Regions from separate parts of the Homo sapiens genome. Here regions 1 and 3 are each linked to region 2. A link is a contact called in ENCODE Hi-C or POLR2A ChIA-PET data. All regions are on one chromosome and are shown on one strand. Each heading gives the region's core, a stretch centred on a gene start or an enhancer-like site at or near the end of the contact. The rest is flanking DNA. Distances are from core to core; before and after follow the strand shown.

What was found. Hi-C counts contacts between places; a loop is a spot of excess contacts on that map. ChIA-PET counts read pairs that join two places held with the same protein, here RNA polymerase II (POLR2A). Pooled maps may share reads with other maps.
Region 1: a loop to region 2 is called in a pooled map, with 5 times the contacts of the local background. The contact joins the promoter of ATP8B3 here to the promoter of JSRP1 in region 2. A Hi-C loop is called at or near these places in 2 of 50 pooled maps. POLR2A ChIA-PET finds 5 or more read pairs at or near these places in 2 of 52 experiments (B cell and PC-9).
Region 3: a pooled map shows a loop between it and region 2 (2.1-fold over the local background). The contact joins the enhancer-like site here to the promoter of JSRP1 in region 2. A Hi-C loop is called at or near these places in 1 of 37 single-sample maps with no recorded cell type and 5 of 50 pooled maps.

Annotation. Positions count from the first base shown.
Region 1 is chr19:1,810,215-1,813,803 of GRCh38, reverse strand. ATP8B3 (ATPase phospholipid transporting 8B3) reads left to right here and starts at 1,528. Exons shown (of 29, transcript NM_138813.4): 1 at 1,528-1,618; 2 at 1,920-2,315; 3 at 3,121-3,182. The coding sequence starts at 2,068. RefSeq lists enhancers at 735-894, 1,275-2,020 and a silencer at 1,445-1,814.
Region 2 is chr19:2,255,018-2,258,271 of GRCh38, reverse strand. It overlaps JSRP1 (junctional sarcoplasmic reticulum protein 1), which reads left to right and starts at 1,855. Exons shown (of 7, transcript NM_144616.4): 1 at 1,855-1,889; 2 at 2,928-3,066. The coding sequence starts at 2,958. RefSeq lists an enhancer at 2,101-2,180.
Region 3 is chr19:2,597,832-2,600,985 of GRCh38, reverse strand. The region is part of intron 2 of GNG7 (G protein subunit gamma 7); the gene reads left to right. Among named protein-coding and RNA genes, the nearest start is that of MIR7850, 31 kb to the left of the region's middle. Within about 2 kb of position 1,450, at least 33 of the 41 ENCODE cell types and tissues checked have a DNase peak (open chromatin) inside an H3K27ac peak, as active enhancers do.

The DNA of each region.
Region 1 (3,589 bases), core at 279-2,778, 440 kb after region 2:
CAGCCCCGGCTTTTTTTCGTAACCACTGAGCAAGCAAGCAAGCACAGGGGAAGTGTTGAAGGAATGAAAGGAGAGAAGTCAAACACAGTGGCCTGCCTGCCTGCTTGTGGTCCCAGCTACTCTGGAGGCTGAGGCAGGAGGATCGCTTGAGCCCAGGAGGTGGAGGCTGCAGTGAGCTCTGATCGCACCACTGCACTCCAGCCCGGGTGACACAGTGAGACTCTGTCTCCAAAAAAAGAGAGGTTCCCTGGCAGCCTCCAGGGCCAAGCAGGCTTCCAATTTGGGCTTCCAAAGAAAGAGGGTTTGTGATCACCGAGAGCCCTCAGGTGGTTGCCGCTTTGATGGGGGAGGTGGCTTCCCTATCCCCCTCCACCCATGTTTGCCTCTCCCTTTGGGCCCTCACCCCAGGTAGCCTCACTCTTGGGGGCATTTCATCTTCAGCAGCCCCTCCGCACACACTTTCTGACCCTGGCTCCAGGCCCTATCGCTGGCCTGGACCCGCCCTAGCCTCGTCGCTGAACTCACCCCTGCCACTTCTTCAGTAAGGATCCCTGAGCCCCTGCCACCTGCTGGAAAGAACCCTGCGGGCTTCCTCTTGGCCTTAGGGTGGTCTCAATGGCTATAACCGCCTCTCCCCAGCCTGGTGCTCAGCCCTGCATCTGCGCCTAGGAGGCGCTCGTTGAACGTGTATGGGATGAATGAACGAACCCAGGACACGGATCAGACATGACTTACATAACCGCCGTTACCTGTGGTCCTTCCTCCTGCACTCTGCCACGCTGGCCGCACCAGCCTCAGCCCCGTCAGGTCTGCAAGGCCCATTCCGACCTGACCCAGGCCCACCTTTCCAAGAACCCTTCCAACCCCGCCCTGCGGTGCAGGTTCTTTCTGCTCCCTGACCAAGCCCGGCCCGGCCCTGCCCTGACACCCTCTTCCCTTTCAGGCTCCGCCCCTGCACTGGCACTGCTCCCTAAGGCCCTCCCAAGGCCCTGCCTTCTGTCCTGGACCCACCCTGAGCGCCCTCCTACCCTGACCCTGCTCTGCGCGGCCCCGCCTTCCTCCTTTGTAACGGCTCCGGATCCCAGCCCCGCCCCTACCATAACACTGCTCCGCAAGGCCATGCTCAACCCCGCTTCCCGCTCTGGCCAAGCCCCTGAGTCCTGGCCCCGCCCCTACTCTGACTTTGCTCAGCGAGACCCCGCTCGTCCTCGCCTTCCTTCTAGTCCCTTCCCCAAAGTCCCGGCCCCTCCCCAGACCCAGGCACTGCTCCCGAGCGTCTTCTATCCCGGCCTGTTCTGCGAGGCTCTGCGAGGCCCCGCCCTTCGGCCGTGACCGCGTCCCTGAGGCCTGGCCCCCATCCTGCTCGGCCGTGCTCCGCTCGGCCCCACCCTCGAGGCCCCGCCCCTTCTTCGCCTTGGCCCCACCCACCCCCTCCAGGCCCCGCCCCCGGCCCCCTTCCGGGGTCCGAACTGGCTCCACCTTCGCCTTGGCCGGGCCCCGAGGCCCCGCCCCGAGATCCCGCCCCCCGTTTCAGGACCGTTGGCACCGGGCTAACGGTTCCACCACGTCCGCCGCCCTGGACGCCCGCGGCCTGCCCCCCCCTGCCTCTCCTGCGCCGGTGAGCGGCGGGTGCTCCCACTGCTGTGCGTCCCCGGGAGCCCGCGCACCCTCTCTGGGCTCCACCCAGGCTGAGAGCTGGGGTCGTGGCGGCGGGGGTGGAGAGCGCGCCCCTAGAGGTTCGCGCGGTCGGGGCCCCGGGGCGGGTGCAGACAGCCCTGGACTCTGGAGCCCTGTCCAGGGCGGTCCTGTGCCCCTGCGGCTGCGGGAAGACGGGGTGGGGGGCTTCCGAGTAATGGGGCATCCCAGTTAGTGAGGGGGCAGGAAGCCAGCGCTGTGTCCGTGTCTCTTTCTGCCCCCAGATACACTTCGAGTGGATTCTGGCCATTTGAGCATTCTCTCCAACTCTCCAATCCCCAGTCTGCCCCCACGGGGGTCTCCCCCACCTCTCCCCCGTCCCACAGCCTAAACCCCTCTTCGCCCTGAACCTCCCTTTTCCTCATGCGGTGAATGGGCACTGGCCCCGCTCAGACTCCCAGGAGCACCAGAGCTGGCCCTGAGCCAAGCCCTGCCCCACCAGGACCTGGGGACACGGGTGACTCAGACGTGACTCAGGAAGGCTCAGGTCCTGCTGGCATCCGCGGAGGTGAGACGGTGATCAGAGCTGGGATGGGAGACTCCCCAGGCAGAGGGGCACCTGAGAGGAGGCACAAGGCCCAGCCTGGCCGGGCTAGGAAGTATGAATGGAGACCAGAAGGGTGAGGACGGGTGCATCGGGTGGCCGGAACACAGGGGCAGGGGCTTGGCGGGGAGGGCACTGCTAGAGAGCTGGCAGGTGGGGGGCCAGTTGCTGGCGTCTAGGGGTGGTTTGCCCATCCTCATAGGGGGCCAAACCAGGGCCCCCGGTGCAGGGCTAGAGCCAGACCCACATTCCTGAACCTGCTAGTGGAGAAGATTCCAGGATCTTCTGACGATGTCCGTCTGCCTCCATCGCCCCCATCAGAGTTTGCTGCCCAGCCTGGGGGGGTGAGGAGGGGAGTGGCCATGCCTGACCCTCATGCTGTGTTTTGAGATATAACATATAGCCCGGGGGTCCCATTCAGTCAGTGAACAGATGACTGAGCCCCTAAGCTGGTGCCACATGGGGAGAGGGGCAGGAGGCCGTCAGTGAAACCAGGAGGAGGTGAGAGTGGTCCTTTCAGGAAAAGCGAGGTGTGGGGAGCAGTGGCCGGAGGCTGGCATGGCCAGAGGCTGGCATGGCTGGCGGTAGAGTCCTTCTAGGCTGTACTGGCGGGAGGCGACCAGGGTGGCTGGCGGGGGACACTGGCAGATGGGCTGTTGCAGGTTTGAGGATCATCTTGGGGTCCCCTAGGTCTCAGGATGTCCAAGGCAAGACACACAGCCTATGGCTGGACATTCAGAGCCTGGCGGGGAGGCTGCAGATGAGTGTGGGAGGTAGCATTTGAGAGGGTCGGCCCCTAGGCTGTGAGCTCCTTGAAGACCGAGTGGTGCCCAGCAAGGGCTGGGGTCACTGCTGTGACCCGGGGCCCTTCTCTCCCACAGCCCCACCAGCATGGGCAGCCTCGGCCAGAGAGAAGATCTCCAAGATGAGGACAGGAACTCAGGTGCTGATCCTGGGCAGAGGGGGCGGTGCAGGTGGGAGGGATTATGAAGTTCAGGGCTGGCCAGGCGTGGTGGCTCTCCCCTGTAATCCCGGCACTTTGGGAGGCTGAGGCGGGTGGATCACTTGAGGTCAGGGGTTCGAGAGCCTGGGCAACATGGAGAAACCCCGTTTCTACTAAAAGTACGAAGATTAGCTGGGCGTGGTGGCGTATGCCTGTAATTCTAGCTACTTGGGAGGCTGAGACAGGAGAATCACTTGAACCCAGGAGACCCAGGAGGTGGAGGTTGCAGTGAGCTGCGATTGTGCTACTGCACTCCAGCCTGGGTGACAGAGCGAGACTCCATCTCAAAAAAAAGAAAAAAGTGCAGGGCTGAGGCTGAGACGGGCTGGGGCCCCCAGACCTGCACG
Region 2 (3,254 bases), core at 606-3,105:
TATGGAACTAATAATAAAATCACAAGTTACAAACAGCGGAAAGAACATGTCAAACTATTAAACAGTGTCTGTTTGGGGGCGGGAAGATGACAGGTGCTTTACAGTTTTTGCTTTCAGCTTCTCTTTGTTTCCTGTTTGTCTCTGCCTTGTGTCATACAGAAAAAAATGAGAGCCATTTCTTTTTTTTTTTCTTTTTGAGACAGAGTCTCGCTCTGTCGCCCAGGCTGGAGTGCAGTGGTGCCATCTCGGCTCACTGCAAACTCTGCCTCCCGGGTTCACGCCATTCTCCTGCCTCAGCCTCCCGAGTAGCTGGGACTACAGGCGCCCGCCACGACACTCAGCTAATTTTTTGTATTTTTAGTAGAGACGGGGTTTCACCGTGTTAGCCAGGAGGGTCTCAATCTCCTGACCTTGTGATCCACCTGCCTTGGCCTCCCAAAGTGCTGGGATTACAGGCGTGAGCCACCGCGCCCGGCCGAGAGCCGTTTCTAAAGCGGAGGGAGTGGGGACCAGGGAACCCCAGCCCTTGCTTTGCTGAAGGCGGGCTGGCCTTCTGGGTCTCTTGGTAGTTCCTGGGGAGGCCCTATTCACTCAGAATTATTATTATTATTTGAGACAGAGTCTCACTCTGTCGCCCAGGCTGGAGTGCAATGATGTGATCTCGGCTCACTGCAACCTCCACCTCCCGGGTTCAAGCAATTCTCCTGCCTCAGCCTCCCCAGTAGCTGGGATTACAGGCATCCACTATCACGCCTCACTAATTTTTGTATTTTTAATAGAGACAAGATTTCACCATGTTGGCCAGGCTGGTGTCAAACTCCCGACCTCAGGCGATCCGCCCGCCTCAGCCTCCCACAGTGCTGGGATTACAGGCGTGAGCCACCGCGCCCGGCCATTCACTCAGGATTTTTAACACACAGGCCTCACCACCAAAATCCACTTCCCCTCTTCCCTCAGGACTCCCAGAGTCACCATGCTTTGCAGGTAGGGCTCAAACATCTGCCTGCAGGCCTTAGAATGTGCCTTTGGGGGCTGAGAGACCCCGGGTCCTCTCCAGAGCAGAGGCGTCAGGTTTCTCTGCATGACGGTGTGGGAGCAGGCAGTTCCGAGTGTATGAGCCTGCCAGAGCCACAGAAACAAATGACCCCAAATACAGTGGCTTTAAACAGCAGGAATGAATGCATTGCAGGGGCTCCCGCCTGGGATCCCAGCACTTTGGGTGGCCAAGGCGAGCGGATCACATGGATTACTTGCGGTCAGGAGTTCGAGAGCAGCCTGGCCAACATAGGGAAACCCTGTCTCTACTGAAAAAAAAATACAAAAATTAGTCCGGGTGCAGTGGCTCACGCCTGTAATTCCAGCAATTTGGGAGGCCAAGGTGGGCGGATTCCGAGGTCAGGAGACCGAGACCATCCTGGCTAACACGGTGAAACCCCATCTCTACTAAAAATACAAAAAAAATTAGCCGGGCGCGGTGGCGGGCGCCTGTAGTCCCAGCTACTCGGGAGGCTGAGGCACGGGAATGGCGTGAACCCGGGAGGCGGAGCTTGCAGTGAGTGGAGATCGCGCCACCGCACTCCAGCCTGGGAGACAGAGCGAGACTCCGTCTCAAAAAAAATTGAAAACTTACCGGGTGTGATGGTGCGCGCCTGTAGTCCCAGCTGCAGGCGCTACGTCTCCCTGGGTGGCAGTGGCGAGTGCTGAGTAGGAGCAATGCCCTGCCCTGCTGCAATGGCAGGGAAGGGTGGGGGACTCCCCGGCTGTGACCTCACTCCAGCGGGCATGCTGATTGGCCCACCCGCGGTCTCTGGCCACCTGTTGCCGTCCATCACGGGGCCACCCTCCCCATCCTCCGTCCTGTCCACAAGGCTCAGCAAAGCGGCTGGCGGGTAAGCGAGGCTCGGGGGTAAGGAAGTGAGGCTGGGGGAATCCCGGGCAGAGGTGTGGGCTCCCGGGGTGTGAAGGGGTGTTGCAGAGGACTGTAAGGGTCCCCAATTCCTGGAGCTGCCCCCATGCACACCCAGGGGCCACACACCAGCCTCCCATGCTTCTTGGGCCCCTCCCCCACTGCCACGCAATAGGCCCCTTCCAGGTCTTGGAGCCCCAGGGCTGGGTGGTTTTTCAGCCTAGATACAGGGACACCCTAATCCCAGCAGCCAGAGGCCATGGGGACCCTGAAGAGTACAGCTTTGGGTCTGACTTGAAGCTCCTTGCGACCTCCAGCCAATGGCACTGTCTCTAGCCTCGGTTTCCTCATCTGTCCTATGGGAACAGAGTTAGTGGGACAAGGCAGGGTACTCTGTGTCAGGATCAGAAGACCCCCAACCACAACCGGGACCCTCCTCCCCTGCCCCGGCCTGTCACGACCAGAGCCAGGATGGTTCTGCTGCTGGGGCCTGAGCCTGTAGACTCACAGGGTCACGCAGCAGGATGTGGGTGCCCAGAATGGCAAGTCAGGGTGGCCCAGAGGGAGACCCCATGAGAGCAGAGGCCTGGGAGGGGCTGGGGCACCTGTTAGCCTGTCCCGCTGGCCTCAGGCACCAGATAAAAATAGTCCCTGGTCTCAGAGAACATGAGCTGACTCTGGGGCCAAGAGTTTCGGTTTGGGGTGCGTCTGGGACTCATTGCTGTGTTGTCCTGCAGGGGCTCCCGCCCTCTCTGGGCCAGAGCAGCCTGGGCTACTGTACTGATGGATACTGGACCCCAGTGAGGCTGGGCGGTAGGGAGGGGTCCCAGGGCAGGCATGCGGGGTCAGAGAGATGCCTGGAGTGGGCGCCGGGCCATGCCTGGCATGAGTATGAATTTGCCGAGTGAGGAGGGGTGGGAGGACGGGGCCTGTTAGTTGGTGTCCGCAGAACCTCCAGGTCAGGCCCAGGCCTGTGGCAGAGACTCAGTAAATGCAAGACCTTGTTCCCCACCCCTCCCAGCCTGGCCTGGGACCTGCTGCTGCTCCAGCCATGTCCATGACAACCAGAGCCTGGGAGGAGCTGGATGGCGGCCTGGGCAGCTGCCAGGCCCTGGAGGACCACTCTGCGCTGGCCGAGACCCAGGAGGACAGGGCTTCAGGTACCCTTGTGGCGCTGGCGGGAGGAAGCCCTTCCCTGATGGTCCCCTTGAGCCAGGAGGCCCATCTTCAGAGACTAGAGCTTCTTAGCCTCCCACACTGGACTGGCTTATAGTGTGCTCCCCATGTTCAACCCCTGGCCCTCATTTCTGCCTCAGGGGTCTGTAAGGAGCCCCCAAGGAAGACAGGT
Region 3 (3,154 bases), core at 201-2,700, 340 kb before region 2:
TGTTTCTCTTTTTTATTCTCCTTCAGCCGTACTTTTCAGCTTTGAGGACTTGAGCAGGTTTATTACCATCTTGGATCGCATTTTCTCTTCTGTGAAGTAGAGAGAATACCTGTGTATTGGAGTTCTCAAAGTGTGGTCCAGGGACACCCAGGGGTTGGTCTCTGAGACCCTTTTGGTGGGGGACCACTAGGTCAAAACTGCTAAGATAGAAGCCAGGCACTGTGGCTCACACCTGTAATCCCAGCGCTTTGAGAGGTCAAGGTGGGTGGATCACCTGAGCTCAGGAGTTCGAGACCAGCCTGGCCAACATGGTGAAACCCTGTCTCTACTAAAAATTAAAAAAAAAAATTAGCCAGGTGTGGTGGTGGCGCCTGTAATCCCAGCTACTTGGGAGGCTGAGGCAGGAGAATCACTTGAACCCAGGAGGCGGAGGTTGAAGTGAGCTGAGATTGCGCCACTGCACTCCAGCCTGGGTGACAGAGCGAGACTCCATCTCACAAAAAAAAAAAAAAAAAAATGCCAAGATACTCTGGGTCTCCTTCCTCCCAGTCTCTCCCACACAGATGGTGGAGTTTTCAGAGGTTGCATGACGTTTGATATCACAGTGGATTGAACTCAGAGGCTTATACAAGAATCCAGCTGTCTTCTATTAAGCCAGACATGAAAGAAATTTGCAAAAATGTAAAACAATGCCACTATTTCCCCTCAATGTTTTTTTTTTTTGAAAAATAGTTACTTTTCACTTAAACGTGTCATCCTCCTAATATAAAATATATGGTTTAAAAAAATATTTAATGGGATTATGTTAACTTGTAACAGGAGTATAGCTAAAATCTACATAAACACAAGCTGTTTAAGGGCCTTAATTTTTTATTACCATATTTATGTATATATTTTGGCATCATATTTATATATATTTATTTTATATGACAGCTTTATTGAGATTTTTACATGCCATAGAATTCACTTTTTAAAGTGTACAATTCAGTGGTTTTTAGAATATCCAGAGTTGTGTAACCATTACCACAATCTAATTTTTTTTTTTTTTTGAGATGGAGTCTTGCTCTGTTGCCCAGGCTGGAGTGCGGTGGCGCCATCTCAGCTCTCTGCAACCTCCACCTCCAGGGCTCAAGCGATTCTCCTGCCTCAGCCTCCTGAGTAGCTGGGATCACAGGCCAGCACCACCACCCCCGGCTAATTTTTGTATTTTTAGTAGAGACGGGGTTTCGCCGTATTGCCCAGGCTGGTCTCGAACTCCTGACCGCAGGTGATCCGCCTGCCTCGGTCTCCCAAAGTGCTGGGATTACAGGCGTGAGCCACCGCGCCCGGCCTAACCCCCGGTTTTCATGCACCGTCTTTGATGTTGCCTTTAGGCCGTGCCTGAACGCCGGTGTCACAAACCAAAGCCACAATAACTCAACAGCTTCATGAAATACCCAAACTCCCCCAGCTCCTGTGACATCAGGCAGGCGGAGTGACGCGGCTGCATGGCAGGGCTGCCCGAGGGCCCCCCTCCCAGGTCCGCACCTCCACCTCCTGGAAACCCACCCGGGTGGGCGGTGCTTTCTCCCGCCGAAGTCCTAGAAATGCTCTTCCCCACCAGCTGGGTTTATTTGGATTCATCCAGCCTCGGCTGGGAGGAGGAAGGGGTGGGCCCTCCTAGTATTTATTCTGCTGGAATGGAAACCTCAGATCTTCGAGATACTCAAGCAGACAGACAGACATCTACCAAGTCAGCGAGGGGAAAGTGCGGTGTTTTCGGAGGTCAGCCCGGGACAGCAAAGCAGGCAGGCTGGGGCTCTGATCAGTTCAAAAAGCACCACGTGGTGTCTGCGGCGGAGCAACCAGCGGCACGCCCCCACCCCAGGCGTCCCTCCCACAAGCAAATAGCACAGCCCGGTGACATTGGCTTTTTCCAGCCGAGCGCGGGGCACCCGCTTCGCCTCGTGCCCGCCTCTCCCCCTCTTCATCATGGGCCCTCGGTGGAACTGTATGCTAGAAACTTCACTTTCCAATTTTGGAGATGCTTCTAGAAACTAGACTTCTTTCCAGCTTGAGGTGAGCTGGAAGTTAGATCAGTTTCCATTTCTTTCAACTGAAAACGTGATTACAGAAGTCAGTGTTTCATAAGCTTTCTTTTTCCGTGATCACCTTCTTTTGAGACATCCTTTTCCTAGTGGCTCCTTAGAAAGAATAACGGTGGCAAGAGATTTAAATGCACCCGATGTCTGATTCTTTTGACGGAAGATGCCCAAGTAGCATTATTATTATTATTATTATTATTATTATTATTATTATTATTATTATTTTATTACTTTTCATTTTTTTTGAGACGGAGTCTCGCTCTGTCGCTCAGGCTGGAGTGCAGTGGCGCGATCTCAGCTCACTGCAAGCTCTGCCTCCTGGGTTCACACCATTCTCCTGCCTCAGCCTCCCGAGTAGCTGGGACTACAGGCGCCCGCCACCACACCCAGCTAATTTTTTGTATTTTTAGTAGAGATGGGGTTTCACCGTGTTAGCCAGGATGGTCTCGATCTCCTGACCTCGTGATCCGCCCGCCTCGGCCTCCCAAAGTGCTGGGAGTACAGGCGTGAGCCACCACGCCCGGCCAATTCTGTATTTTCAGTAGAGATGTGGTTTCACCATGTTGGCCAGGCTGGTCTCGAACTCCTGACCTCAGGTGATCCGCCCACCTTGGCCTCCCAAAGTGCTGGGATTAACAGATATGAGCCACCGCGCCCGGCCGCCCACTAGTTTTGATTGTGAGTTCTTTTGGTCCTTGGTTTTCGTAAGCGTTGCTTCCTCCTCTGTAGTAGAGTAACAAGCATGCAGCGTAGAGTCGCCGTGAGAGCTGGATTCGGTCGTTGATGGACAGAGCCGAGTGGAGAGCCTGAGATGACTCAGTGCCACACAGGTGCTGCTCACACAGTTGTCCTGGTCATTGTCGTCTAACCACTGAAACTCCCTAGACTTTTCCTACACATGCACACTCACATAGATACGTACAGCAATATGGAGCGCATTGTACATTGGCAGTCCTGAGCTGCTTTTTACCTTTCTAAATTTAATTTCTTTTTTTTTTTTTTTTTTGAAACAGAGTCTCACTCTGTTGCCCAGGCTGGAGTGCAGTGGCGCAATCTCGGCTCACTGCAAG